4 separate regions of the Homo sapiens genome follow, and regions 1, 3 and 4 are each linked to region 2. The links are chromatin loops, found by intact Hi-C in ENCODE. Cell type or tissue: endothelial cell of umbilical vein. All regions are shown on one strand. Links, peaks and the distances in the headings refer to the core of each region. The heading gives the core; the rest is flanking DNA. Region 1 overlaps LOC105370777 (a long non-coding RNA gene). Region 2 overlaps LOC105370777 (a long non-coding RNA gene). Region 3 has its middle 200 kb from the start of LINC02694. Region 4 has its middle 150 kb from the start of THBS1.

What was found. Peaks named below come from ENCODE experiments on the same cell type or tissue, not always from the same donor. Only the 100,000 strongest peaks of a DNase experiment are listed, where the experiment ranks them.
Region 1: a loop joins it to region 2, with 12 times the contacts of the local background. A loop is called at or near these places in 5 of 110 quality-filtered maps.
Region 3: a loop joins it to region 2, with 8 times the contacts of the local background. A loop is called at or near these places in 2 of 110 quality-filtered maps.
Region 4: it touches region 2 in a loop (9-fold over the local background); 2 of 110 quality-filtered maps call a loop at or near these places.

Annotation. Positions count from the first base shown.
Region 1 is chr15:38,992,106-38,999,816 of GRCh38, reverse strand. The region is part of intron 2 of LOC105370777 (a long non-coding RNA gene); the gene reads left to right. Among named protein-coding and RNA genes, the nearest start is that of LINC02915, 250 kb to the left of the region's middle. In endothelial cell of umbilical vein, for the core only: no CTCF peak of the experiment used is centred there; DNase peaks (open chromatin) are centred at 3,366 and 5,256; H3K27ac peaks cover 4,197 bases.
Region 2 is chr15:39,136,131-39,143,841 of GRCh38, reverse strand. All of the region lies in intron 1 of LOC105370777 (a long non-coding RNA gene), which reads left to right. Among named protein-coding and RNA genes, the nearest start is that of LINC02915, 110 kb to the left of the region's middle. In endothelial cell of umbilical vein, for the core only: no CTCF peak of the experiment used is centred there; a DNase peak (open chromatin) is centred at 3,631; H3K27ac peaks cover 3,695 bases.
Region 3 is chr15:38,890,041-38,897,751 of GRCh38, reverse strand. It overlaps a transcript of LOC105370777 not described here. Among named protein-coding and RNA genes, the nearest start is that of LINC02694, 200 kb to the right of the region's middle. RefSeq lists an enhancer at 2,885-4,084. In endothelial cell of umbilical vein, for the core only: no CTCF peak of the experiment used is centred there; DNase peaks (open chromatin) are centred at 1,781, 1,931 and 3,051; H3K27ac peaks cover 3,811 bases.
Region 4 is chr15:39,426,599-39,434,309 of GRCh38, reverse strand. No RefSeq gene overlaps it. Among named protein-coding and RNA genes, the nearest start is that of THBS1, 150 kb to the left of the region's middle. In endothelial cell of umbilical vein, for the core only: no CTCF peak of the experiment used is centred there; DNase peaks (open chromatin) are centred at 3,309 and 4,159; H3K27ac peaks cover 4,010 bases.

The DNA of each region.
Region 1 (7,711 bases), core at 1,374-6,373, 140 kb after region 2:
AATCCACAGGTTGCAAGGATCCCTGGGAAAGCCCTGGTTTTCAGGGAGGGGAAGCACAATCCCTCACCGTCTCCCTTGGCTGGGGGAGGGAGTTGCCTTTGCTGCATGCAGCCCCCAGGTGGGGTCTTGCTCTACTCTGTTTTTGCTTGCTCTCTGTGGGTCACGCCAACCACCTAGTCAGTTCCTATAAAAAGAACTTTGGTACTTCAATTGAAGATGCAGAGTTCACTCAGTTTTGTCCTTCTTTGTGGGAGCTGCAGAGTGGAGCTGCCTCTATTCAGCCATCTTAGTTCCACCCCAAGAAGACATTTCAAGTCTACCAACTTACCAAATGTTTTAACTTAATATTATTAGTAAAGGGACAATTAATATCATTTGCCTTATTTTAGAAATGACTGAGACTACCTCATCATCTATGTAACATTTCCTCCGAATGTATTTATTCTAAATCTAGTCATGAGGAAACCATATAAATTCAAAATGTGGGATATTCTGATAAACAACTGGCCTGGACTCTTTGAAGCAAGAGAGATTGATCCATGTGAAAAGTGTATGGTTGTCTATTGAACTATTCTTGAAACTTTGCTCCTAGTGAGGGAACATAACACAGAATAAATTGTCAAAAGAAAACGCATCAATGGGCTCTGAGTAGAATGCCTAAAGTACAGTCATGTAAATCATATGCATGTTTCAGGTATGCTTAAACCCACATCACCCCCATTTTTAGGAGTTCTTACTTTCTGATTTTCACTTGGGTTTCACATAGGAAATGTGTTGGACTGCTAAGCGAGAGTCTCTAATATAAGTAATAAAAATAGCCATGAAGAAAAATACAAGCATATATAAAATAACTGTATCATTAGTTGCATAGCAAAACAAGATTGTGAAGTGTCCTTTATAATCTTGTATTATTACAAAATATAAATTGTAAAGAATATTCTCCTTGTTGTGGCCATCCAGCATCTTATGCACAACATTGCTATTAATGGAGAAATTCCCACCTTGTATATTCCTTTTGTCCAAGAAGAGCCAGACTCTCTCCCCTAGATTACCTTCTAGGTGCATCACAAGGGATGTAGTAAATTGAGTTCTGCCAATCAGATACATTCATGAAAGTCTTTTGTAATTGATTCATGTGAAAAGAGAGTATGCAGAGTCTGTCTTTCAGTAAGCAAGGCAGAAGAGGTACCAGCCTTTTGATGCAAAGAATGAAAAACTTTGTGTCTTGTAGTCACCAGCATCTTCACTGCAATCTGGAAGGTCTGGGCTGCAGCAGGCCTTGATGTGTGGCTTGGGTACCATTCCTAGTTGTATAGCCCCTACTTTGGTTCTCTGGCTCTCTAAGAAAACTGGTGAGCATCCTAATTTCCTTTGGCAAAGTTCTTTTCTGTTTAAACTAACTAGAGTAAATTTTGGTTTTGCTAATGAGAACCCTGTCAGGTATGACACTAACTGACTTCTTGATTTACCATTATCCATGGAATCTTAGGATAGTCTGTTAGAAAAGTACTACTCCATTGGACACCCTTCTACCATTTTTACATCTGCATATTCAGTTTTACACCCAAATAATTATATGTTATGAGCAGTGATGACAGAATGTGTTATTAAACATAAAAACATGAGAACTATTATAATGTTTACAAGGTCATAACTTCATTTTTAAAGATGGGCCAACCTGGTGGTTTTTGGATTATGAAAACACTTCCAAATACCTTTCAGTGATCTTTTAGTTTGTCAAAATCTCCATCACATCTGGTGACTTTGAGATATTTAATCCATATGTTTCTAATTTACATTGAGTCAACTCATTCCAGTAAATCTCCAGGATGATAAAAGAGTGCTCAAGAAGGTAAAGAATCTGTTAATGAATTTTTTTGCTGGTCGTATATTCTTGAGCACTTCCAGTCTGGGAGAGTTGGAAATAAGTTCAGAACTTGGCTCAATTATTTGTCTTTATCTCAATATGAATTTCATTTGAAACTGAATCATGGCACTATACCCTATGCTACTTGTTTCCTTGGTAGTCTACCCATTCTTCATTTTGTGCGTAGCTGAAATACAATCTGGATGCCCTCATGAGTTGGATTCATTTTTCCTGGTTTAAAGTTTACATGACTGGAAAATGTCAGTGATTTAGGTCCACACTGATAGAGTACAAAATAATTTTTTTCCACCCCATCAACTCCATTTGCTTTGGATTTAAGCTGAGGGACACAGTTATTGATGAGGCCATAGCAAAAAGAGTGTTAAGATTTTTGTAGTTCTTGGCTAAACACTCCAGCTCCCTGCTACCAACTATCACCAACCAATCTGTCCCAATTAAACTCCATTGAATTAAGCTTCTTAATCCAATAGGCAAATTCACAACTCACTGGCAGTATTTTATTTCTGTTGCATAAAATTCAGCGTCCACATTAGTGTATGTCTATCCCAGGAGGCTGTGTGCCCTCTCCCCAATAGTTTCTATTCTTGGAAGAGATGTTAGAATGACTGGGGATGAGATCATAACTTGGGGCACAAGTTAACCTTAAAATTTTTTTAGGAACTTTATTCATTATCAACAAAAATGTATTGAACCCTAGATGTATTGAACCCTAGCGTGCTGAGGGGACTGGGCTAGCTACTGTAGAGGATGTCATATACCATTCTCCCCTTCTTCAGTATGCTCCAACCATATTTACAGTCTTTCAGTTCCATATCTCTGCAAGGTATTTCTTGCCTCAAATCCACATACACGCTGTTCACTCTGCCTGTGTGCACGTCCCCTCCTTGTTTATTCCCACAAATAGACATTTGTTATTCCCAGCTGACTCTTCCTTATCCTTAAGGCCTCAGATTAAATGTACCTTCTTCAGAGAGGTGGTCTCTCATCACCAAATATAAGTTCTTCTTCCTGGCACCCACTGCCTTTATTGTACATCATAATCTGTGATTATTCATTTAATTGTTTTCTTGTTTAATTTCTCTCTCCCACAAAACTATAAGCTTCACAAGGGCAAGGACCAAGTCTGTTCTGTTAACCACTGTGCAACCAGGGTTTCTAGTGCAGGGTCTGGCATGTGGCTGACACTCCACATAAACCCATTGAGAGGTAGTTTCCTGTTCTCATTTTAATCTGATGGAAAATGTGTTTAATTAAACATGTAAATAGGTTAGTAGACAGTATGTTTATGTCCAAGAGACGAATTCAATAAATAAATACACAGCTATCATTCCCTAACAGTAGTTTCTTCTGCAAATTAGTCTAAACAGAGATTTCCTGGCATTCTCTTCAGACATTGCTGTGAACTTGGGCCAAATAATAAAGGTCATAAAACTTTCTCCCACTCAATTCATTTGTGCTTATATTATGTTCGCTCCAAAGCTGGAGGAACGGAAGTGGCTTTTCATCATTGGGAAATGAAAAAATGCAATGAGTAACCCATTGTTTTGATACCATTTTATATTAATCATCTGAATGCTTCATTTCTCTCATCCTTGCTGTTAACTATTCTTACCAGAAGTTAATAAGCTTCCAACATTTCTGTACATGAGCTAAGAGAGAAGAAAAAAAAAAGACTAGGCATGATTTCAAATTATTCCAGTCATCTGTCCTGTTTGGGTGACCTGCATTCCTTCAGTCTACCAGTAAAATGCTAGGCATGCCTGACTGAGTGAAAATGGAAGACAAGCCTTCAAATTCCATGTTACTGAAGTGTTGAAACCAGTTTTAATGAAACATGGGAAAACAATAGCCAACAAGGGGAAGTCTGGAATTTCATAGAATTAGAGACTTGAATTTCATAGAATTAGAGACTTCATGTCTTCCCTGTTGATTCCTTGAAGTCATCTCCTAATGAAGGAACCCTTTCTCCAATGACCTTTAATTAGTATTGTTTCTGTCCCAACCTTTCTGCTCTGCTGCCTTCCATATGATGGGAATTGGGAAAGTTGAGCAGCCACCTGGGGTGCTATGAAAGATCAAGCACATTGGAGGCCCTTCAGATATCCATAGCACAGTAGACATTGGAAACACAATGAGGAAAGGGCACATAGATGTCCCATAACCCATTCACCAGAACACAGTATGGATAAGAGACAGGAGAAGGGACAGGGATATCTGTTTCTGTCTTCACTGTCAACAAAGCTTCAGAATTGGCCCTCCATCTAAATAGTCTTTCATTTTTCACACCATAGTCAACCTCTCTCATGACCTAAAATGTCCCTGCCCCATGCAATACAATCTATTTAGAGAACCCAATGCCCTAGTAGGTGCTGGGCCTTCTATTTCCCACTACAATCACAAAAAGAACAGCAGTGGCTTTTGCCCTTGGGAAGCTCGTTGTCTTGGAACTGGGGGTGAAAATGGGGATTGCTAAGGGGACCTGGAAATACGGCAATGTATTAAGTTCCATAATGAAAGTATATCAATATACTGTGATAATACAGAGGAGAAGAGATTCCACGTGGAGTTTTGGGAATAGTGGGAAACCTTCTAGAATGTAAGTTCCCCAAAGCCAGTCACGGGCCAACCTTGTAAGCCTTTTTTTTTTTTTTTTCTGGATATCAGTCTCAGGCCTGCTACATTAACTTCTTTCTGCACACCTGTTCATTTATTTGTGTATACATGTAGTCATATAATTAGAAGAATAGCCATTGAATTTGTATTATAGTTTCAATTTATGTTAAAGAATACTGGATCTTCCCTATAATATATAAAACAAATTTAATACCTATTTTTAGTGGTATGCTGGAGCTATTCTGTAACTGCATGTTAGAGCCAATTATTAAATCTCCAGGAATTTTGTGAGCTACTCACTTGCAATCACCTATAACAGGAATATTCACACCAAAGAAATTGGCAAGTTCTGCAGATCAGGACTTCCCCGTCTCCATGAAGAGCTGGTTATTAAACATTGAACAGCATACCTTTGCTGTTGAAAGGAAAGAGTGAGAAAGTAAAAAGAATAAACTTTCACACCTAATAAATAAAATCCCTATTCAGATTTATTTATTCATTCATTTAAATTTATTTAATAAATGTGAAATACAGAAGAAGTTCTGCAGCTAAATTCACTGACTATATGGAGCTTACAATCTAGTAGGAGAGCCAGATGATACACACAAACATAGTGGAGCAAAATATTCTCATCTTAGTCTGTCATTTCCTTCACTACCATAGAAGACTCAGAAGGAAGAGTAGTGTTTTTTCTTCTCCTACTCTGAGAAGCTTTATCTGCATTTGGGCTGTGCAATCTTTAATAAATACAGTGATGCAAGCTTTCCTGAAGCCGATCCCCCACCTCCAACAAATAAATGAATAGGCTTTTGTTTGGCAAGTAAAGGACAAATGACAGAGGCTGCTACTGAGAGTAGAGAGGGAGTACTGGCCTTCCCAGAGGAAAAAGTGCTGGTGTGTGTGTTTGATCTGGGAGAGCTGTGTACTTTAGGGGTTTAGGGGAGTGGATAGGAAGGGGGCCATCAGCTATAGCGTGACAGGATTGGTACCTTCTTCCTATTCCTATGGTGTACATATGAAATGCTTTGAGGGGTGACAGGGGTTCCAAAGGAATGGCACATGGAAGCCCGGAGGGCATCACCAGGAGGAGCAGTTTTCAGAGCACAACTAAAGATGCTCAGACAGCAAGAGGCAGTAACATTGACAGGGCTCTTACAGTGTTCTGGACACTGTTGTAATCCTTGTGCATGCTTTAACACTGTTAATCCACACAACAGCCCTGTGAGAGGGGTATTGTTTTATGCAAGAGGAAACTGAGGCACAGAGAAGCTGGGGAATTTTCCCACGCAGCTAGAAAGTGTCGATTTCATGCTTGGTTCATTTGGCCACAGAAGCTGTCCTCTTAACCAGTATATTATGTGACCTCATCAAATGAACATACCCACTCTAAATAGACCACAGGGTTTAGACAAAGACCATTTACATAGCAATCATCTTGTTTGGAGGGCTAAGAACTCTTTCTCTATTTTCAGAGCAGTACTTAAGCCCCTAAATTTCAAGGCAGCTCTGGAAACGAAGGGCCAAGCTGTGAACTGTGACTGAGATTGGATTTCTTGCTTCTCTGGCAAATGGGGGCCTTAAATCAAATAGAACAAGTTCTCTGCTTCTCTGCCATAAAGGAGGCCCCAGTCCAGAGGGCTCTGAGATAGGTAAATAAGCAAATCCAATCTCATCTAAAGGTGCTGCCAAAGGCGTCCCCTAGGGACCTCTCACTTGTCTGACACCACCTTTGAGAGAGGTTTCTGCTCTCTAAAAGTCTGTAGTTAGAAAGCAAAGGTTCCAGCTGCTGATGGAGTGCTCAGCCTCTCCAGCCCCACATCTATGACAACATTTGGCTCGCCAGCCAGCCCTGCCCTCCTGCTCAGTTCTTTCTGTTCCACGGACCTGGGAAGGACTTTTCTCGGTTGGTGAGCATGTCTTCATCAGAAAGTCTTCGCAACTCTGACAAGATAAAAGGCATGAACCAAAGAAGAACATGATAGGGAGAGCAATTCAAGTAACATGCAGAGAGGTCCCAGGCAGGCAGAAACACAGGGAAAGGGATGGGTATCCTCAGTGGTAAAACTGGCAGCCATGGCCAAGGTTCATGTCCTTTCCTCTCTTACTGTTTGATTATTAGAGTTTTGCTCTTTCTCAAATGACACTCATGGCTCAGGCCAGCCCACCAACACACTAGTGCTCAGTGAAGCTTCAAGGAAGGCTATTGGGTGCTGAGTTCTTTCATCAGTCTCTAGGCTTTCACTCTCAGTAGTAATTGACTTCTCAAGTTCTATCTGCCTTCAAAGACGAGAAAAAAAGCACTAACTCAGCCCGGTCCCTTTCCCATTTTTCATAAGACACTGAAAGAACCACCATAATTTTTTATATACATAGATTAGATTTACTTTAAAATGGGCATGACTTATCATGGTGAGTGTTTCACAAGTATGTTGGAAACGTATTTAAGGCAGGGAAACTTAAGCCTTTCCACAGTTACTTACATGCCCTGTGAAAAGACAAAGTGTAAATGCCTCAGCTGTCAGCTTAGCGTGATATAAATATATTTTGAGTTATTGTGAAATTGACCTCTCTCTCTGAAGGACGCTTGGGAGTTTTGCCCTTTGGAATCTCATTGGTCCCCCTGAGTTTCTTTTTTGTCTTGCTTACTGCCTGTGAGCCTGCTGTAGGCCTTCAGTAGAAAAGGATGCTTTTGAGTCTATGTGCTCATGCAGTATGTCATTTTGAAGAAAGTCAGCTGCAGTCATAACTGCATTCGCTAAATTGATAAATTCTTTGTGTGAGCTTTGTTCCTTTCCATACAATTCTTTCAGAGGCTCTCTCACCTGTCAGAGATTCTGGAGAGAAAGCTATGAATTCAAGAAATCTGTTTAAAAATATGTCCATTAAGAAAACTCCTCTTTGAAAGCTGAGTCTTCTAAAAACTCTTACTATCGCTTGCTAAAATTAGTTTAATGCAAATACATTGTATAATTGAGTTTAATAGTGAGACTAAGTAGAGAATATTTGCCTAAAATGGCCAAAAATGGCTAGGAGAAGTTTATTCCTATATTACCTATTCTTTGCCTCCTTTTTTGCTTTTTTTCCTCATCTTTTGGCCAAATAAATAAAGTACTGGAGAACCATCCATTCAAGTCCGCTTTGCCAGAATATTTTTCTGGAATTTTCCCTTCCATTCCACAATCCTACTAAGAAAAATTTCATATTAGTGAG
Region 2 (7,711 bases), core at 1,642-6,641:
CCTCAACTTGAAAAAAAAAATGTGGAAAAGAGGAGCATTTTCTAAAAATGCAGAACAAATCTGCATTTGTTTTTCAATCCGAGGCCTACTGGGGACAGAATCTCTCCAACGTATGTGGCCCAGGAACACAGAAGATCACAGCTGCCAAAGAACTGGCTATGGCCTCCAAGAGCTGTGATTTCCTAAGGAGGGCGAGCTGTGCATCCTAGAGGAGTTTTGATCACATTTTTCTATTTCTGTGTGTTCAAATCACATCAATATCCATAAGCACAAGAATATAGAAAGCAGCAACAAATGCTCCGAAGCCTTAAGTAACAGTCTCCTGACCTAGATCCCAGATGAGGTAGGATCACTCATCTGGATGAGAATAGAAATCCATAAAACTAGTTAGCTATGTCATTGGTAGTCTGCCTTCTGTACACTTCAAATTTCCAGTACTCATATCATACTTGAGAGCTTAGTTTCTATATTTACCTGTCTGACATAAAACATACAGATGTAACCACTACAAAAAATGGCTCAAATATGATAGAAGTTAATATTTCACTCAAGTGAAATAAAAAACAAGAGTTTTCAATTGATGGAAGGCTCTTTTTCAGATAGTGACTTGAGACCTTGGCTCTTTCTATCTATCTTGTGACCTGTCCCACTTTAGCCATGACCTCCAAGGTCACGGTGTTCATCTTTGTCACACTGGAGGGGAATGTGCTTGACGGTCACAATTCTATTAATTGGAATTCAGTTGTAGCCTACCTGTGGGCCTTCAAAGAAAAGGACCATTTTGGCGGACACAAAGCAGTCTCTTACATAGTCTGCTCTTCTCGTTCACCATACACCAACTCTTCCCATACATAAAACACACTCATTCTTGTCCCAAGGGAGACAACACAAAGCTCTGTCCTGCTGCTGCATCCAGTTCAAAGTCCATTCTTGCATTGCTATAAAGAAATACCTGAAACTGGGTAACTTATAATAAAAAGAGATCTAACTGGCTCACAATTGCACAGGCTGTACAGGAAGTATAGTAGCTTCTGCTTCTGGGAAGGCCTCAGGAAACTGACAATCATGGTGGAAAGTGAAGGGGGAGTAGATACATCTTACATGGCTGGCAGAGCAGGAGGAAGGAGGGGGAGAACTCACTGTCACCACAACAGTACCAAGAGGTCTGGTGTTAAACCATGAGAAATCTCCCCCATGATTTAGTCACCTCCCACCAGGTCCCATCTTCAATGCTGAGAATTACAATTACATGAGAGTTGGGTGGGAACACAGATCCAAACCATATCACTTCTGAATCATGGAGATTTCATTTGTTTGTTTGTTTGTAGACAAGGTCTCACTCTTTTGCCCAACCTGGAGTGCAGTGGTACCATCATAGCTCACTGCATCCTTGAATTCCTGGGTTCCGGAAACTCTCCTGCCTCAGCTTCCCAAGTAGCTAGGACACAGGTACATGCCATCATGCCAGCTAACTTTTTATTTGTAGAGATGGGGGGGGTCTTGCTTTGTCTCCCAGGTTGGTCTTGAACTCCTGGGCTCAGATGCTCTTCCCACCTCAGCCTCCCAAAGAGCTGGGATTACAGGTGTGGGCCACCCCACCCAGTCCGCAGAGTTATTTTTGATACAAGAACAATGGTTTTCATTGGTAGATTTAAGTGTATAACAATTTGAGTCAATTATTTGACATCATATGGGCAAATTGTAAGTTTCTACCGATTGAGTTGGAGTTTTGCTAATGATAGCTTCAATGTGGTGTTTGTATCTTTACCACAGGAACTTAGACATTAATCCACCCTTTCCTTCATATTACCATCTCAGTGCCACTCCGCACATCCCAATTCCAACCGCTGGGTCATGGCAACCTCTAGAAGTCAGGACTAAGCATAGAATAAAACCTTGTCTCAAAGTCTTTTGTTTTCGTTTATTTGTTTTTTAAAGCAGTGCTTTGCCCTTTGGGAAGTATGTATGCGAAAGGCAGGGCAAAAACCAGCAATCCTTGCTTAAGAAGTAGGGGTATTTGCTCTGCCTCTGGTTTCCAGTGTCTGTTCTTCAGAGGCCTGGGCAGCTTCTCCTGAAGCTGAACACCATCTCCTAATGCCAACACCCAGAGCTTCTCTTTTCTCACCATAGCCAGCCCATAACATGTGAATGAGAGCAAGAGTATCCCAAATGAAAACAAATATATTCAAATCACTGCTTCAGGAGTGCACCCGAATCCTCTACTTTCTCTATACAGAGCTGGTTAAATATTACACTCTTTGAACTTCATCTGCAAAATAATGATCATCTCCTTCACATGTTTGCAGTAAAAAGTAAACAGTAAATATCTGAAAATGTAGAGCCCAGTGCCTAACTGGTAATAAGTAATCAATTCATGATCATTTCTAACTTTTCTTACTTCAGCTTCTTTTCAATTCCAATACCCCTGTGCACCCCCCGCTCTGCCCACCCACCCACACCTTGTCTGTGGCTTTCAGTGTCCTGATTGCCAGGTCAGGCTGCTGACCTTAGACAGGCTTTCCCACTCTCTCCTGCTGCGCCAGCACTTCTCAGCCCCAGCTGGAGAGGTTTTAGAACCATCTTTCCCCTCAGTGTTCTGCCAGCTTGCCCCACGACTGCCTAGTTCCATCTAGCCCCAGCCCATTTTTGTTTTATGCTTGTGGCTATTGGTAGCAAAAAATCAGTGGCTACACTAGCTGGAGACTGTCAAGGCCAGCTCGAGGAACCAAGAGCAGACTGGGATCTGGAGAGTACATGTGAGTGTGTATGTGTGATGTGTGATGTGTGTGTGTGTGTGTGTGTGTATGTGTGAAAGAGAAGTTGGGTGAGAGTGAAGGTGTGCAAGCAAATGTGACTAAAAGTATTATACAATGTGTTAGTAAGAAGTTTGAATGTAGTAATACATAAGGCAGAGGATGAACAGGTGTGAATGATACAGAAGAAGGGACATAAAGAGAAGCCAGTGGGATATGTCATCGAATTAAGTTGAAAAAAGGAGAAAAATGTTTGTAGGAATGTAGTGGGGAAGGAAAAAATAGTATTAAAATATATGGAGTTATATGTGAAAACACGTATGTGTGTGTGTATGTATATATGTGTAAATTTTATAAAATTAAGTCATGAAAAATAGATTGCTTGTTCCGAAGCTTAGTAAGTTAGGGGTCAATTCAGGAAAAATCCGTACTGTTATATATGCAACTCTCCTTTTCTAGGGGATAAATGTAGCCCCAGTTAAACAATCTATATATAGAAAAGACCAGCACCCTTAAGAGAGGAAGGCTTGATTCATGAGTAACGATGGCCAGTGTCCATTCCAGGAAAGCCAGCATCTGCTCTTAACCACAATCCCTTAAGGCTGGATGCCATAGCCATATATGGAGTGCTATAGGGAAAGGAAGGGAGTCTCTTTCTGGAGTCCCCACAGATGCTGTAAGTGGCATCCAGCCTATCTTCAAGTCAGCTCAAATTCAGAGGAAAGGGGTTCTGTTTTGATAGGGACCAACTAGACCCAACAGAAGGAAACAGACACATGAGCACAGGCCAACTTGCTGAAGGAACATTGCTTGGTTTCCTTTTTCTGTAGAAAGGAGCCAGTGTTCTGTGGTGTGCTGCCTTCTGTGTCTCAGAAGGTATGTTGTTTTCTGATCCTAACTCTGTTATCATCCTGTTTGCACTTGGTGACTCACAACAGATGCTCTGGCTTTCCCACAGCTGTGCTCTTATCACTGCAGGGCGAGCAGAGCAGCAGTCACATCTGCGTGGTCCTGACCTTACCCTCCTGGGGCTGCTCCTATGCCAGCCATTCCCAGTTTAGAGGGGCTGTAATAGCGTTTCCATGGTACTGAAGACAATTCACAGGAAAATAGTTTATTTGAATAGCAAATGCTTTGACCAGGTTCTGGACTGTGGAAAGCCCCTAGTACAGTGACAACATTAACCACACAAACAACAAGTATTAGTACTATTACTATTACATTATTATTACTATACAGGGAAATGAACCAACACCACCATGAATCAAACATTTTCCTGGAATTTTAGCATCTGATTTGGAAACATATTTCTTATTAGTTGACAAAAGACAAAAGGAAACTTCAGTAATATCTCTATAGCCTTATAAAAAATGAATGCAGAAATATGTTTGAATGTCCTGCTATCCAATTTTCCTCATGGTATGCAACAACGCCACTGTGGCAAATATTAGAGGAGAGAAAGCAGAAAGTAGCTCCAAGGCAAATTCCAGCCAAGGGCCATTTTATCATATCTTTTTCTCTGTGTCACTTTGGGTTTTGGGAAATCTTTTTTTTTTTTTTTTGATTTTTTTTTTTAATTATACTTTAAGTTTTAGGGTACAAGTTGTATATCCAAAAGAGATTTTGAAGGGTTAACAGTGTCATTGATTAATCACCCTTAATGTTCAGTTGTCTCACAATCCCAAGGCATTATGAAACCTCTTGTAAGTAAATAAATTGTCATTTTATTTTAATGGTTTTGAGACAATTGTAGACTCACAAGCTATTGTAAGAAATAATATAAAGAATTTCCACATTCCCTTTACCTAGTTTGCCCCAACTCGCAAAAGTTCTGTGCAAAACCACAATTAAATATCAACCAGGATATTGGCATTGACACAACCCATTGATCTTATCTAGATATTCAGACTTCCCTAGCTTACCTATACTCATACTCATTTGTATATTTACTCCTATGTAATTCTATCACATGCATAGGTTTGTGTCTCTATCACTTGAGTCAAGATACAGGACAGTTCCTTTACCAGAAGGATCTCTTTTACATTGCTCAAATCAAAAGAACATTTCTCATTGAGTGGTACAAGGGAATACCTGTAATTGAGGAATTAAAAAAGAGTGAGGAAAAAACTCACACCTTGACCTTGTAAATCAGTGATTATTATGCTTAGGTAGAACATTTAATCAAACAGTTCTTTTTCTTCACCTTTAATTCACTTAGCAATCATTTTGGAGGGAGTGTGCTAGACATTAAAAAAAATTATTAACACACATGGTTCTGGCCAGGCATGGTGGTTCATGCATATAATCCAGCACTTTGGGAGGCCAAGGTGGAAAGATCCCTTGAGTCTCAGAATTTGAGACCAGCCTTGGCAACATAGTGAGGCCCCCATCTCTACAGAAAATAAAAAAAAATTAGCTGGGCATGATGACACACACCTGTAGTCCCAGTTACTTGGGAAGCTGAGGTGGGAAGGACTGCTTGAGCACAGGAGTTTGAGGCTGCAGTGAGCCACGATTGCACTACTGCACTTCAGCCTGGGCAACAGAGTGAGACCTTGTCTTAAAAGTAAATAAGTAAAGACACGTGGTCCTTCAAAGAGAGAGGTATAAACAACCAATGGTATTTTGATAAATACTTTAATGGAAGAATGTACAAAGAACCAGGAGAAACAATATTCATTTGACTAACATTTGTAGTCAACTAACACCAGTAGAAACAATAGTCAGTCAACTAACATTTGTAAAAAGTTGGGACAGATTTATCCTAGCACATTGCTTTTCTGGCAGGGACGATGTTCCTTTCGCTCTCTACACAATTCTTATCAAATCTCAATGGAGACCAAACACACACAGAGGAATGTAAAAAGCTGGAAAAAGGTCACGAATATACCCCCAAACCTCTTTGGATTGAAATGATTTTCAAAGGGTGAAGACTATGAAATTGTTCAGCAAGGACCCCACTAATAAGTCTGTCACACTTAGGGAATTTTTGCATTTTTATCTCCAGCACTTTCATAAACCTATCAAATTAGTCAGAACACACATGGTTAGATACCATTGAATTAAAAGAATGAATGCTGCTTTTGCCTTGTCTTGAGGAAGTTTTCAATGTTTACGCTAAAAATTAGTGAAACCCAAATTATCTGGTATATATCTGAAAAATCTGACGTTCATGTTCCAGAGATAACAGTGTTTATGTGTGTTTGTTTCTTCCTTCAAAACTGTACTAATAACATCTATTTGTGGGAGAGGGGGCTTCTTAGCTGTATAGAAGTAACATAAACATGGTGCTGTACAGACTAAGTGGAGAGTTGGGATATTCAAATCAACCAGTTAAACAACAGTAAATGCAGTAAGTCATGAAGAGAGAGAGAAATGTGCATGGCTTATGATATGGGTGAATGAAGGTAGGACTTGAATCCAGCCCAGGTGTTGGATAGTGAGAGAGCAGGGAGGAAGTATGTCCCTTGAGAGATAAATTACATAAGCAGGTTAGAAAATGAGAATTATATTCAAGAACAGTGAGAGTCCAGGTCAGTTGAGAGTGTGGAACTCAAATCAGGAATCATGAGATTGGTGGGCTCTAGGATCTGATGGCTCAGATTCAAAACCCAGATATACCACTTACTGGATGTATAAATTGGGGAATGAATTAACCTCTCTCTGCCTCAATGTTGTCACTTATAAATTGGGGATAATTGTACGTGTCTCATGGGATTATAGTGAGAATTAAAGACGATAACTTGTGAAAACCACTTCTCAGAGTGCCTTACATAGAATTGCTTATTGTATTATGACTACTATTCTATATTAATTATGAAATAATATTTTGTTAAGCCTTAAATGCTATCTTAAAAACAGACAAAAACAACTGAAGATTTTAACTTGTAGGCAATAGTATGATCATTTTTAAATAGAGCAGTATGTAGGGAGATGTAAAAAGGTCTTTCCATAGAGACTGCATTAAAAGAGGGTGAGAATTGAGACAGGGAAAAGCTTTAGGAAGAAGGAAAATCATCACAGCGTGAGAAAAGGGAAAACTGGTTTGGAATAGAAGGGAGAGACCTTAAAGGAAAACTGTGTGGAATTAGGGATTACTGGATACTACAGATGAGAGGAAAGAAACGTCTTTCTTTTTTTTTCAAATTCTGGAAAAGATTGTATCATGAATTATATGAAAAAGGGAGTTGGTTTTGGTATAGAATGAGGAAAAGGATAATGAGTTTATTGTGAGTAGTTGAAAGTGAGAGTAGAATATTCTATATCAGTTGGGGTTCAATCAGAGGCATAGAACTGGTAGGAGCTCTCTCTCTCAATATATCACATCTATATATCTTAACACTTACATATGTATGTATACATATGTATATTTTATATTTTGTTTACATTATATAAACTTACATATGGATTTACTTGTTATGTAAGATTAGCTCACACAATTGTGAGGTCTGGCTAGGTAAGCCTGAATTCCACAGAGCAGGCATCAGGAAGAGATTATCATAAGCAGGCAGGCCCCATGAGCTTCAGCTGATGCTTGAAGTCCACAAAAAGAAGGGAAGGTCCAGGGGAAGGGGGAGCATGCTGGCCTGTTGGTGTGTCTGATTTTCACGGAAGGCCTAGTCCCTCTCTAAATGGCTTCTGCTTAATTAAGTGAGGCACCCAAGGATAATCTCTCTTTTGGTGAACTCAAAATCAACTGATTTGGGGCTTTATTTACATCTCCTCTTACTGGAGAATTCAAACGGTAGTTTGATTGAGTCACTGGTAGAATGTGCATGTCTTCATCACTGCCTCCCTCCTGCACCCTAACTCTCAAAAGAGAATGTTTCTTGTAGCCTAACTCTAACTAGAAACACACTAGAAAGGAAAGTCGGGGAAATGTGGTTCAGCCTAGCCAAGCTGACACATCCCAAAGCCATCACACATTCCAGTGGTGATGACATATATGTTATGAGAAA
Region 3 (7,711 bases), core at 949-5,948, 250 kb after region 2:
AAAAGTCAACTGGAGCCATTTCACTATGAACTTTATCACTTGGGGAAAGAGCCAAAACAGCTATCAGGTCTTATATCTTCATCCGAGCTATTTATGTCTAGAAGCCAGTTATTTTAAGTGACATCAAATAAACAATTTAACCATGATAAACACTTGGGACACTCAGCTGCTGTCCCTCTCTTCTCATTAGTATGTGTAATCATATGCATGCATTGTATATAAATGACAACGATCCTTCAGAGTCAAAAAGACCTTGCCCACGGTGTTGTCCGCATGGAACTGTGACTGGATGCTTCAAAGCAGTGCTCTCTTCTCTAGGCATATGTGAGTATCCCGAACTGATGTGGCCACACTGGGGCCTTTTGAGATTCTGGCTGCCTACCACATTGCTCTAGAGTGGCTGATATTCCTTAATACCCCACAGTTTAGTCTTTAGGCCATTAATTAAGCTTCAGTTTTGTAGAGCTTGTCTACATATATATGTAGCTATGCTCTATGATGCCCCTACTGTATCCACTAACACATCTTTTAGCCTCTCAATACCTATCATGGTAACAGTCCCAAGAAAAAGTGGCTCAAACTTAGACTTTGGGTGGAATAATTCCTGCTATTGCTGATTGAAACAGGAATCATGGCATAAACCAAAGTAATCCTATCTAGGCCTATATATGCTATAAATGTATTAGAAAGGCCCCCAACTCAAAACTGGCTCAAATGCTGGCATACCAGCATGTTTCATATCAAATAGGCAAAAACCAAATCACATCCCTTGTTTGGAGAAGTATAAATACTTCAAGTCAGTGGATCACTTCAAGTCAGGCTGTTGTTGCAAACAAAGCAGAGGTACTCTGTTGAGTCTTATTTGTGAATCCTTGAGAACCAGAAGGATTGCTTCTGAAGCATTTCCATAATACCACACATTGCTGAGCTTCCGTGCAGCAATTGCCTGTGGTGAAGCAGACTTACACACATCTCTTTAAAGAGGCTAAGACATCATCTATTATTTCAGTCTCAAAAAAGATTGAGAGGCTTTCAATCTCAAATAAAAAGTAAATATTTTAATTCCATTTTAAAGATGGAGAAACAGGCTCAAAAAGCTTAAGTGGCTTGCCCAAAGCCCAAGAGGGAGTAAATGGAAGAGGCTCTATGTGCAGGGGGCAGTGTCATGTTCTTCAAAGCCATGATGCTGTCGGAGTCTCAAAGGCTAACCCTACATAAAAAGGAACAAAGAGGATGAGCAGGAGGGAATTGTTACCACTCAGGTTCCCCTCCTGGCCCAGTGCTGTTACACTGGCACCTCCTCCAGGACTGCAACTGTTGAATCCATCCTGGAATGGTTTATTTGCCCATCTTTAATCCATCTAAGCCCAGTTCTTTTAGATTTCCAAGTAATAATCCACTAACTGATGAAGACGTCCAGATTGCTGTGATGGAGCAGGGAGGCCTCCTTCCCTCTTGGGGCCATCATACTCCTCTAGGGCCCTGTCCAAAGCTCTGTCTTTGGACTTTTACTCTAATATTAAAGAATCAGTCATGGCAGAGAGGAAGGCAGTGTGATTGCAGGCTGATGGTGCTGATAATATTTTGGGATCAGTGAGGCCTTATGACATGCTTGGAGAGTATCCTGTATGACTACCTACTTGTGGTTAGCTTTGGTTGTTGAACATACGAACACACTATCATCATCCCCAGACATGTTTTTAATAATAAATAGTGAGGCATTCTCGCCAACATTTAAGGTTTGGGGGAAAAAAAAAAAAGCTCTAGAGAAAAATACTTTGAAAGGATGTTTTTGTAGGGCAGCCGCCTTTGCTGGTTGCTGTCAGCAGGGATGGCTATTAGCAGGACATCTAAGAAGCTGGAACAGAGAGTTATCCTGGGATTTGTCCCCTGCCTCTGGGAGGAAGAAGGTGATTAATGCACCCTGCAAGTAATAAAAGATCAGCTGAGAAACAATCCTGGGGCTTTGATAGACTCTACCAGCACCCCATAAATGAGACTAATAAAAAAATATCCATCGAAGAGGCTGGCACATGCAGGTCTCTCAATAAATGGGAGCTCTTATTGTTTCTTATACATTGATGAAAATAGCAGAAGAATCTCAGATGGTGATTTACTCATGGGAGCACTTGGCAGATTTCCACTGAATACCATACATTAGATAAAAACCCAGAAAGAAACCCTAGATAAACATTGGAGAGCCAAGAAAATAAAAGCAATTATCTAAAATGTGATTCCTGCCTCCAGTCACGCTAAGACTGTGTCTATTTTTACAGCATTGATCATAATCTGAAATTATCTTTGTTCACTGTGGTATCTCCAGAATCTAGAACAGTGCCTGCCTGGCATACAGTATGTGCCCCATAAATGTGCATTGAGTAAATACACAGATACATACTTACAGTGTTGAATGAATATATATCAAGTCAATCAATAACTATTTAGAAGCTCAATAAAGCTACATTTAGGCTATGTGACCTTGGACAGTCACTTGATGTCTCTTTGATTCATTTCTTCATCTATAAAGTAATTATAATACCAATCTCACCAGGTTGTTATGAAGATTAAATAGTTTAATACACATGAAAACAATGTATAAACCATTGGTACAAGGCAAGTATTAAGACTATTACAATAGAAATAAACAGAGTGAGATAATGGGATTATTATATACTTAAGACCTGAGCTTTACAGAACTGATCCCAATGGGAAGCAGGTCCTCATTTTGAGTCCCACTTTTTCTAAATGATTATTTAATAAGCATGCTTCTCCCTGATCTCAGAATGTGTATATATCTTTCCCACTGCCTATCTTGGCACTGTGCACATGTAACAATGTTAACGTCTTCTGCCTAACTCTTACTCATCCCTGAAGACCCAATTCAGGGGCTGCTTCCTCCCAGAATTTCCTGATGTTCTGCCTGAATTCTCCCAACTCCCACACTGTGACTAAGTTGGATCTTTCTCATCTGTAATCAGAAAACTGTTTTGCCTGTTTCTTTGCTTAATCATCAGGACTGGACCATGAACTCTTTGAGAATTGTGGCTTTCCTCTGATTATCATCTGAACCTAGAACAGTGTCTGATACAAAGAATTCAGTAAGTGTGGAATAAATTAATTATGAATGAATGAGAATTGGAAAGGCCTAAGTTTCCATGGGTCAGCATAGCAGAAAATTCCCTAAGGCAAGTTAATGGTTAATCTTCCAAATGTATTCTAAGTACTGACTCACAGACCTTCAGGAATGTGTGTCCTTGAAGGGGTTAGAAAAATGTCAAGTTGGGCATGGCTGTTTATCTATTAAATGATATTTCCCCCTTTTATTTTCCTTATATGTCTCCTCTAGCAATAAACAGGGTCTCTCTTCTTACCATGGCATGAATACAGCATAAACCACAAACTCCACACATTCCTTTTACTGAGGCAACTGTACATGTTTTCCACAACTGAAGCAAAAGAAAAAGAAGTTAGATGCAAGACGTAGAAGTCATCAGCAATTTCTTAAGGTCTCAAAGATTATTAAAGGAATTGACATTTGCAAAATCACTTTGAACTCTGGCATTCAGCAGCTTTTTGAATGTTCCATACAATGAAAAGTTCCATTCCCATAAAGTCAGAAATACCTTTCTGGGCTCATTTCACATCAGAATGCAATAAGGTTCATAAATGTCTCTGTGAAGTTTGAGTGTAATAAAGTTCAGCTATAAAACATTTAATATGCAACAGGCTTCTACACCAGCTGAAGCACTGACTCTGTTTAATGGGGCTCCCTTTACAGCATACTTCACCAGCAACAAGAAGAAACATTTTTAAAAATCTATAAATACCTGCAATACAACCATCAAAGTCTTTTTTATTCTTATTACAGATCAGGCTGAGGCAAACTGACATGCCTGATCACTCCACCCAAAGTATGTTCATAGAAAGCTCTTGTAACTCTGTCCCAAAGAACATTTAAAATCTACTTTGGATGTCTTTCAGCAGTTGATATTCTCCAGCAACTTCAGCAGCAGCCTCTCCTACAAAATGAGGGTTTTATTTTCCTTTGAGAACCAAAGAAGCAGGTTCCTTCCACCTGTCCAGAGTTGTTTGTGTATCTCCTCTTCAGCCCAGTCCAGGTCCCAGCACTGAGCCATTGGCCCCTAGATAGAGCAGTCATATTAACGGAGTTCAGTGAGTCCGTTCAGTTTGCAGTTTGGGTCTATAGTCCCAGGGTGTCTCTTTTCTAGAAATGACCACATCAGTCAACTAGGAGATCCCTCTTTCATTTCATACTTCTCCAAGGCTGACAGGAATGCATCTACAATGATTTAAAAGAAAACTACAAAGTTCACTTTCTCACTGTATTCATGTTTCTATGGAAATGTCTTCATCACATATAGCCTTTCCTGACTACGCTGATTAAAATCACTCCCCAATTAGACTATATCCCCTTATCCTGTCTTATTTTTTATTCCTTTTATAATCCCTCACTTGTTGTTTGTCTCTCCTCACTAGGATGTAAGCCCCGTGGAAGCTGGGACTTTATTTCACTCACTCATTGCTATGTTCTCAGGAATTACATTATTTCTTCTTCTTAAATTCCAAGTAACACGTGCAGGATGTGCAGGTTTGTTACATGGGTAAACGTGTGCTGTGGTGATTTGCTGTACCTATCAACCCATCACGTAGGTGTTAAGCCCAGCATGCATTAGCTATTTTTGCTGATGCTCTCCCTCCCCCTGCCCCCCACCCCCAACAGGCCCAGTGTATGTTGTTCCTCTCCCTGTGTCTATGTGTTCACAGTGTTCAGCTTCCACTTATAAGCGAGAACACATGGTGATTGGTTTTCTGTCCTGTGTTAATGTTCTGGAAGCCATTATCCTCAGCAAACTAACATGTCCAGCTCCATCCATGTCCCTGCAAAGGACATGATCTTTTTCCTTTTTATGGCTGCATAGTATTTCACAGTGAGAATGTACCACATTTTCTTTTTACAGTCTGTCATTGATGGGAATTTGGGTTGATTCCGTGTTTGCTATTGTGACTAGAGCTGCAATGAACATATGCATGTCACGCATGTATCTTTATAATAGAATGATTTCTATTCCTTTGGGTACCTACCCAGTATTGGGATTGCTGGGTCAAATGGTATTTCTGGTTCTAGGTCTTTGAGGAATCACCACACTGTCTTCCACAATGGTTGAACTAATTCACATTCCCACCAACAGCGTAAAAGCATTCCTATTTCTTCGCAGCCTCGCCAGCATCTGTTGTTTCTCGACTTTTTAATAATCACCATTCTGACTCGCATGAGATGTTATCTTATTGTGGTTTTGATTTGCATTTCTTTAATGATCAGTGATGTTGAGTTTTTTTTTATATGTTTGTTGGCCACCTAAATGTCTTCTATTGAGAAGTGTCTGTTCATGTCCTTTGCCCACATTTTAATGTGGTTGTTTGCTTTTTTATCTTGTAAATTTAAGTTCCTTGTAGATTCTGGATATTAGATCTTTGTCAGATGAATAGATTGCAAAAATTTTCTCCATTCTGTAGGTTGTTCGTTTGCTCTGATAGTTTCTTTTGCTGTGCAGAAGCTCTTTAGTTTAATTAGATCCCATTTGTCAATTTTTGCTTTTTTGCAATTGCTTTTGACATTTTTGTCATGAAATCTTTGCCCCTGGCTATGTCTTGAATAGTATTACCTAGATTTTCTTCTGGGGGGTGGTGGTTAGAGTTTGGGGTTTAACATTTAAGTCTTTAATCCATCTCGAGTTAATTTTTGTATAATTTTTGTATATGGTGTAAGGAAGGGATCAATTTTCAATTTTCTGCATATGGCTAGCCAGTTCTACCAGCACCATTTATTAAATAGGGAATCCTTTCCCCATTACTTGTTTTTGTCAGGTTTCTCAAAGATCACAGATGGTTGTACATGTGTGGTCTTATTTCTGAGTCCTCTATTCTGTTCCATTGGTCTATGTGTCTGTTTTTGTACCAATACCATGTTGTTTGGATTACTGTAGCCTTATAGTATAGTTTGAAGTTAGGTAGAATGATGCCTCCAGCTTTGTTCTTTTTGCTTAGGATTGTCTTGGCTATTGGGGATCTTTTTTGAATCCATATGAATTTTAAAATAGTTTTTGGAATTAGAATTATTTCTAACACCTGGTTGATACTCAAGAAATGCCTGTTGAAATTGGGCATTGTGGCTTATGCCTGTAATCCCAGCACTCTGTGAGGCTGAGGTGCGTGGATCACTTGAGGTCAAGGAGTTCAAGACCAGCCTTGCCAACACGGTGAAACCCCATCTCTACTAAAAATACAAAAATTAGCCAGGTGTGGTGGTGGGTGGCTGTAAGGAGGCTGAGGCAGGAGAATCGCTTGAACCCAGGAGGTAGAGGTTGCAGTGAGCCGAGATTTCTCCACTGCACTCCAGCCTGGGCAACAGGGTGAGACCCTGACTGAAAAAAAAAAAGGAATGCCTGTTAACTTTAGTATGGATGAAAGAATGAATGAATAAATGAATGAATGACAAAGGCAGGAAGTTGTGGACAAATTGTATAAAGGAAAACTACGGAAGCCCAAATTGTAGTTAGCCCATATCCAAACACCATGTACAGTCACATGCCTCCCTGTTTCTATTCATGTTGTCCCCTCTGCCTGTGATGTCCCAGCTCCCTGCAAAGGTACCTGTCCTTTAACACAGTGCCAATATCACCTACTCTCTGAAGCTGCCACAACCCTCACAAGGCAGACAATCATGCCCCCTCTATGTTACAAGTGCATTGTAAACTTATCTCTATAAAATCCTTTTAACAAGGTACCCCCACCGCATATGCACACACACATATACACACACCCCTGCTGCCTCCTATATAAGACAGCATGTTTTCTAAAGACACAGCCTGGTATACAACAGTGTCACACAACATATACTGGTTGGGCACTGACTGTTTAAGGCACTTAGGATACGTCAGTGAGCAAAATACACAAAGATCCCTAACTTCATTGAAATTATACTCTAATAAATGTGAACTAAATATTTGTTTCAAAAATGGATTTTCCTTTATGATAGCTGGCTCAGCCTTCTCATCCATGAACTCAGCATTTTACTTTCTACATCAAATTGCTTGCAAAGGAGAGATATTTACTGAGGAGACAAGGGGAAAGATAAGTCTTTCTTTTTTAAGGGTTTCACCATTGAGCGCCATTTCAAAGGTTAGATTTAGAAACTCAGCTTTTAGATAGCAAAAAGAAAAAAAAAAAAGAAAGAGAAGGAAGTGAGGAAATCAATGTTTTCCTTAGGAATAGGGTGAGGTCAGCAGCATAAAAAACACCCATGACAGCAGGACCACAATAGGAAGTCAAGGCAGAGGGCCTTGACCCACTGCTCATTCCAGTTCCATCCCTGCAGCTATGAGAACCAAGCACTATGACTGGTCCCACAGCACCCATGGAAATCAACCTGAGATTACACCTTGTGTATACGAAGCTTGGGAGCATTACTTGCAAGTGACGGTAACTAGTGGTTAAACCCATGATCAATACATATACATTCTGGTGTGATGGTTTTGTTTTGTTTTTTTTTTAAATATAAAGAAGGCACTGAAGGAGGGGTTCTTTGGACTGAAATATTTGAAGGCCAAAGAAACTCAAAATTATTCAAGATGTTAGAAAATCTAGGCTTTCCTACATGGCCTCTACATATAAAGGCTTGCTCTTTTCATCA
Region 4 (7,711 bases), core at 1,705-6,704, 290 kb before region 2:
ACTAGTTCTCAGGCACTGACCTAAGACTGTTGTGTTTGGGTTCCCAACACTACCAAGAATGTTGACATTTTAAAGTCCCTCTCAACTCTCTCTCTTGCTTTCATTCTCCCTCTCATACCCGCACAGGCATACGCACTCAATGCTAAAGGAAAAAAGACTTTACTTAAAATATGCACAGAAAAGAGATTTATTTTTATTTTGTCTTTGTGTCACTAGCATATTTTTAGGGCAATGTTTTCTTTTGGAATTTCAAATTAGTTTCTGGAGCCTCGAAGTTTGTGGTGACATGTTGGTGGCCAGTCAGAATGCCTCGGAGAAATTTTGAATCAACAACCATCATGCTCTTCCAATTTGGTTCTTTTCCAGGTCTCTTGAGTTTGGAAGCCAGGTTAGAAGTCTTCTGAGCCCTGGTATTATTTTCTCAGGAAATTTCATGGGAGAAAACAAAGACCTTGAAATCAGAAAGTCTTAGGCTAAAATCTTCCCTTACATTCTAGCTGTGTGAACTTAAAAACCTTATTTGATTTCTCTAAATCTCAGTCTCTTCATGTGCAAAACACCCTGCTTCTGATCCTTCTGAAGATTAAATGCATTCATATCTACAAAACGGCTACACCAGTGTCTGATGAAAGTGCACAAGTGATGTTTCCTGCTCTTCCCCAACTTCCTCCATGCCTGTCTATTGGCTTCTCTGCTTGTGTGGGATGCAGAACAAAGGCAAGCTAGCCTATTGCTCTATAGCAGCTCCCCTGAGGAAGGGAAGTTGAGACTCAGCATCTGAGGCTGCATGTCCAACTGAGGGAGGGCAGAGAGAGTGCCTGCTGGATGTACTGAAGGCAGGGAAGGCACACTCACGTTTGCTGTGACCTCTTATGCACCAGGCTCTTTAGGCCTTTCATCTGTACATTCATTCATCCTAGGAATCAGTTGGGAGACTGAGCTGTTGGAGAAACTGAGCATGTGGTCTGGTTTAGCTGGGTGGTGCCTGGCTGCTAGACACAGAACAAGAGTGAAGGACAGTACCTACTCCTGATAATGGGGTGATGCCTACAGAATGGACATTGAAGGTCAGCTATGTAAGAGCCACCTGTTCTCTTTTGACCTTACTTAGTTGTAGGGTGTGAGAAACGATACTACACACAACGTCCTCCAGAGGCAAGAGGCCAGGTTTTAGGAACTTTGCCAGTTCCCTTTGTACATTCAACGTGATCATACTTGAGGACAGACTCTTTGGGTGTTTTCCACAGTGCTGAACACATTGTTGGCACAAAAAAGATGAGTTGTGTTGAATAATGGAAAGACTAATCCCTCTTCCTAATGCTGCAATGCTGACAGCTCCTCTTACCATAGACTATTAACAGGGTGGCATGCTTTCTTTTCATCTTCATTCTCAGTCTTTCAGAGCACAGTGTTGTAGCTACCAAGTCATTGGCCGCTGTGTTGAGTGGCCGATGACCTGCTAGCTTAATTCACAAGAAGCCAGTTTTCAGAGGTAGGTGCACTTATGTTTGCTCAAAAAGGCAGCAATGGTACTCTGAGAGAACTTTATTCATTGTATCTGGTCCCTATTTGCCCAATTTTATGGATTTTCTTTAAAATTCCTTCCATAATTCTTGACCTTTGGACTATAACTTCAAATGATTATAGACACTGGCCTGTGCTGTCTCACCTTTCTTTTTATATATGAAAATGAACAGTACAAAGCACAGACCCAGGTCTTAAAATAAATAAGCTCATTCAAAAGAAATCAAGCTACAATTAAGTGAAGACATATTACAAATTTAAGAACATCACCATCGCACTAGCAGCACATTAAGGCCACCAGTGCTCAAGGATCTTGGCTATCCCATTGCTTTGACATTGATGTATAGGCTAAGAATGTTGACTAAATTAACAGACTTTTTAAAAAGTATCTTTTAATGTAGGATGCTATTAATACTTCCACTGAGCTTGTAAAAGATCCCTGGGGTGCTGATCCTGAGAATCTATTAATGGAAGTGCACACATGAAATGACTTGCTTCCTTTATGTAGATGCTTACTCAAGAAGATGTTGGACACTGGGGACGTTTTGTGACCAGGAAAATACAGTCATCTGAAAAGACTGGCAGAGAATACTGCCTGGAGGGGGATGTGCTCCTTGTCTGACTCCTTTGAAGATCAAAAAGATAGAGGGAGGATTGGGAGAGGGCTGAGCAGGAGAGAGCAGGAAGGAGACACACTGAGCTGGTACACATCATGGGATGAAGGCCAGGAGAAACCAGGCTGCAATAAGTTAGGAGTCTACAGAGAGGGAGATATGAGAGCCATTTTGTGAAACTTTCCCCTAAGAATGGAATCATGCTTTGTGAGGTAAACTAATGGGGGGATAACATAGGTTTAATGGGGGACCTTTCAAGGACCTCTTGACTTGGTGCACCTATTCATCTCATCAGTGATTATTCTGTGCCCAAGACACCATAGTGTCCTGGATTTACAAAAGATAGGCATGAGACTGTCTCTGCTTTTGTAGAATCAACAATACCTCTGAAGGACCAAACCTATGCAGAGACATGCTCAATTTCATTTATCTAGTGATGGAACTTCATGGAAAGATGGCTAATGCAACATAACATACACTACATGAAGGATGAATCAGACTTCCAAAACTATAGTCTAATTCACTCCTTGAAAATATTCTTTTTCTTTCTTTTTTTTTTTTTTTTCCTGTGGCCCAGGCTGGAGTGCAGTGGTGCAATCATACTTTTGTAGTAAAGTGTCCCTGTGGTTTTGGAATGAGAAATGAGACGTTTATTTTCCTCAACTCACTGCAGCCTCAACCTCCTGGGCTCAAGCTATCCTCAGGCATGTACCACCATGTCTGGATAATTTTCTTTTTCTTTTTCTTTTTTGTAGAAGTGGGGGTCTCACTATGTTGCCCAGGCTAGTGTTGAACCCCTGGTCTCAAATGTTCCTCATGCCTTGGCCTCCCAAAGTGCTGGAATTACAGGCATGAGCCACTGTGCCTGGCCAAAATATTTTTCTTAAACAATGAGTTCTTTTTCATATTACCATGAATTTAAAATTTCTCTGAAATGACCAAAGACCACTTTTTGTTTTCAAAAGATATACAGTACATCCAGGGAGCTGGCTTCCAAGTTTCTTTTTTCTTTGCTGTTAAAGGCAACAATGGAATAAGACTTCAGAAGGTCTCTGTGCTCAGGATGGTGAATGATGTAGGAAATAGCTCCGTACTAGGGACTCTGGGGCAACCAAAACATTGGTACATTGCTTGTCTAGCCTAAACCAGTGGGAACTATTCTCTGGATGCTTTTCCCCTTACGTTTTCCCCTTTATTGCCCTCATGGACAAACTCATACATTGATTTATTCAACATATATTTTGACCTCCACCTATGTGTTAGGCACAGTATCAGGCACTGGGCACCCCATTACATACAGGTCCAAGCAGTCCCTGCCCTCAAGGAGGTTAATATCTAGCCAGAGAGACAACATTATTAGTTTAATAATAATTATACACGTTTTTGTTGTGTAATATTACTGCTTAAAGATTACAATTAGCTCAATTATAAGATAATTTACAAAATGCCCAACGACTAATGAATATGGGTAGTCATTGTCCAAATAGCTGTGCACACATCATCATTTAATTATAGTACTGAAGACAGCTGCACTGGCAAAGTGCAGGGTGTGATGAGAGTGGGTAATGGGGCAACCTGCCCTAGCCGCAGGGGCTGGGGAAAGCTTTCCTGAGGAAGTGGCTGTTAGCAAAAGACTGGGAGAGGGAATAAAAGTTGGCCCGGGAAGAGGAAGTAGAGAGGAAGGACAGAAAATGGTCCAGGCAGAGGCAACAGGACAAGAAAAGGCCCTGGGGCCTTTGAAACCCAGTTCCACTCTTGATCTGCAAACCTTTTTAGGGATACTACAAACTAGTCCCCTTACACTTTTCAAACAAAGAGAGTTCACAGTGCTTTCAGTTGCCCACTTTTATATGCTATCAACAAATTCCTAGCTCCCCCCATTTTCTCCATTTCCTCTGTCCTCAGTCTTCCCCCCACAGTGTTCAGTTACACAAAAGGGCCTACGTGTTTACCAGCCTCTTTCATGACCCTGATCAACAAGCTTTGGTGGAAGACATCTGCGTCTAGACAAAAGATTGGTTAGTCTTTGTGAAAGTAAATGTTCCACGTCTGACTCAACCTGACCAAGAGCCAAGAAAAGGATGATAAGGCTGATGGAAAAGATTTTCTTAATGAATGGCAGTAAAAAACAGCCCAAAGGTGAAGGCAAGAAACAGCCTTGGTGTTTCCTGGGGCTCCTGGCCCCAGACAGGCTCTTGAAAGCACTCAAGGATAAGAGGTAGGAAGGTTATTTCATTTCCTCTCTGCCTCTTTCTATTTTAACACTTTCCTCCCTCTCACGCTAATCTCTATTCCCCACACCTCATGCTCAAAACAGTCACCCTTTAGGTTTTGGGGGGTAAGTATTACCCCTTTCAAGTGGGTTAAAATGTCTGGAATGGAGATTATTAAAGCTAACTTTCCTGGTTATACCTTTTTTTTTTTTTTTTTTAAACTCTTTCAACTTCAGTATCTTGGAAAGTTGAGCCTATCATATCACCAGGAGGATTGAGAGTTTAAACAACAATTACAAATTACGTGGAAAGTTGGAAAAAGAAGAGAGTTCCCTCTATTCTTCCCTGGCATCTCTGGGTGGCTGTTGTCCATGCTGGAGGAGTTGTCACCTTATGTGCCCTTGAGGGACCTCCCCTCAGGAATCAGCAGTGGGATAACCTTGCAGGTGTTTTTTGTTTTTTCCCAGAAATAAGAGACGTAAGCAAGGTTTAAATTCATAGCCAAGTAACATAATTTGCTGTCAAATTTAATGAGAAAAATTTAAAAATTAAAGCCACATCTAATTTTTAAAATACATGATTATGTACTGAGCTCTTTCAACACAGAATCTTACATAGGTCTTCTTTCCTTTTACAATGATCCTTGTAAGGTAAGTCACACAACTGTTTATTTTACAGAAAGGAATCTGAGGCTCAAAGAAATTAAGTCTCTGGCTCAAGATCATAACTAGTAAGTGGCAGAACCGGGATTTGACAGGTGTTTTGATTTTAGGTCCAATGATCTCTTTGTTACACTCACTTCCTCACCTGTGGGCTGTGAGGGACTTTGTTGCTTAAATAAGCTAGGGCTCCAAGAACCCAAGCTTCTAGGATAAATAATAACCCAACCAATGCAGGGTGTCCACTATGATTCACCGTGGCGTCCTTACGTATTTTGGAAGACAGCAGTATTTGAAGGATAAGATTTTTTTTTTTCCTCTAGGATCCTCTAGGAAGGCAACTCAGGTCCTATAAAGAAGCTGCTGATTTTCACCCAGTGGCTGGGAATTTGATGGGTCCCCCTAAGATCTGCAAAGGGATGAAACTGGAACTTATTCTCCAGTTCTATGTCTAGGGTGGGTGGAGATCGATATTTTGGGAGAAAAATGGGAGCATAATGTAGAGGAGAGCCCCTGAAGGTTTGGGTTCCTTGTGCTGAGACCTAACATCCTACAACATCTCCTTTGCAACTGGGAGTGCTTTGGAATGTTTAAAAACACGTGCTTGAGTTGAGCAGTGGAGGCTCAGAGGACACTCTTGCATGAGGTGGAAAGGCTCAAAGTCCTGGCCTTCCTTCTCCTTGTCTCTTGACCTTGCTTCAGGGGGAGAGATGGTGAAGTGGAATGATAATGGATCTTGGGCATCAGACCCAGGTTCAAATTTGTGTTCTACTATTTTTAGGCTGTGTAGTCTGGACTTCAGTTTTCCTATTTGTCAAGTGAAGCTTAATAGTACCTCCTAAGAGGATTTCCCTGGGGATTGCATGAGCGAATAAGGGTTCCACATACTCTATGTCAGAGCCAGTGCTCAAACGTTGGTCCTCACATCCTGCACAGAGGACCTCTTCATATGTGATTATTTGTTTTATTTTACTGTCATTTATTATTTGTTTATCGTGTGCTCCCCCATTAGAATGTAAGCCCTAGAAGGAGTTATATAATATTGTTTGTTGAATAAATGATATTACTTTGAATACATAATACTCTAAGAAGTTCCAGGCACTGTAACAGTTCCAGCAACAGTTCCAGGCACTGTTCCAGTGCCCAGAACATGGTAGATTTGAATAAATAATATTACTGCAATACATGCATATGTCAATGTTAAAGTGGAGAGATAGAAGCACTCAGGAAGCATAAAGAAAATTCAGCCTCTTAAAATCTGGGACACCTTGAAACCATGAGTGGCTCAGAAAGAGCCAGCAGTCTCTGGCTATTGCTGGCTTTGCTGGGCTGCCCCCCTAGAGGCGTGAGGTTAGGATATTGTGTAACGACAAATGACACAGAGGGGACTGTCTGTTCTGGCTTCTTATCTAGAAGCCCTGCACCTCTATAACCCCAGGGCTGTTCTTGGAGCTGTGGCTCAGAGAGTCAGGCTGACAGCACAAGGACAGGGAAAAAGGTCCTATTCTGACATTCAGAGGATCTGTCTTTTCTCTCCTGGGTCTCCAGGACCCTATCCTTCTGAGCTAGATGCACCTACGTTTTGAAAATGAAGATGGGTAGCTGTGCTGAAGCTCTTGTCAGCATGCAATTGAGATACTCTTTGGCCAAAGCAGAAATTGGTTGGAATTCTGGCATCCTTGGCTTAGAAAAGAGCCTGAGCAGGTAGATTTTTCTGCTTGTGTTAGCTTATGAGAAAGCCCAGAGTCTCTGCATGAGCTTCTAAAATGCCTAATACTTCTTACACAATTCAAGTTGGACGGCAAGTGTCAGTGATGCAGCACCTTCAGACAGCATTTCCCAGAAAGTATGCTACAGATACCATGTCTTTGTCAAAGGCGGCGGCACGTGTGCAGCTGTGATGACAAATGCAGCGGGTGTTGCTAGTTGCGGAAACACAGCTAGGGGTTTGGTTAACCACAGGAAAGCTGGGGTGAGGGGCAGTCCCTCCGTTCTTGTATTCTCTCCCTAGATGATTCAGGGTGGTCCCTAGTTCAGCCTCAGACACGAGACCCAGATCACTGCAGGCTGTCTGTTGCCAAGCGACGGGAACCATTTGGCACCAGCCGTAGAGAGCAACCAGAATGGGCAGAGCAGAGACTTAGAGCCCAGAGGACTGGAAGACGCTGCCACAGCCGCACGCACTCTAGCCTGATGCTACAGGTCTGTCACTGATGATACTAAAAGTTACGCGGTTGACAGATGCTATTTACAGCCAGAACTGAACAAACTCAAACACAATTCTATGTCGAACAGTCAGGGAAAATAAAGTTAAAACACCAGCAATTCCCATGCCATATCATTTATACATATCTTTGTGTTTGGAATTCACTTCTGAAATTCACTTCCTCTTGTGGGCTGGCTGGTGTAAGACATAAAAGTGAGCTCTGGGTCACTTTGGTCTTTTTTGATTCAATTTGAGCACCTTCCACCCCATGATTGTCCTAGGCATTGGAGAGAAGGTCTGTGCCCCTCTATCAGATGGTGAGTTCCCTGAGGACAAGAGCCTTATGAATTCATTGGCGATGTCTCCCCAGTCCATCCCATCCCACACACACAGTGCCTAGTGCACCACTTTGGGCATTTTGGCACTTGGTAAATATTTGCTGAACGGAAGAAAGAAACTCTTTTTTTCACTTCTCTTCTGCTGTCACTGCTAGGC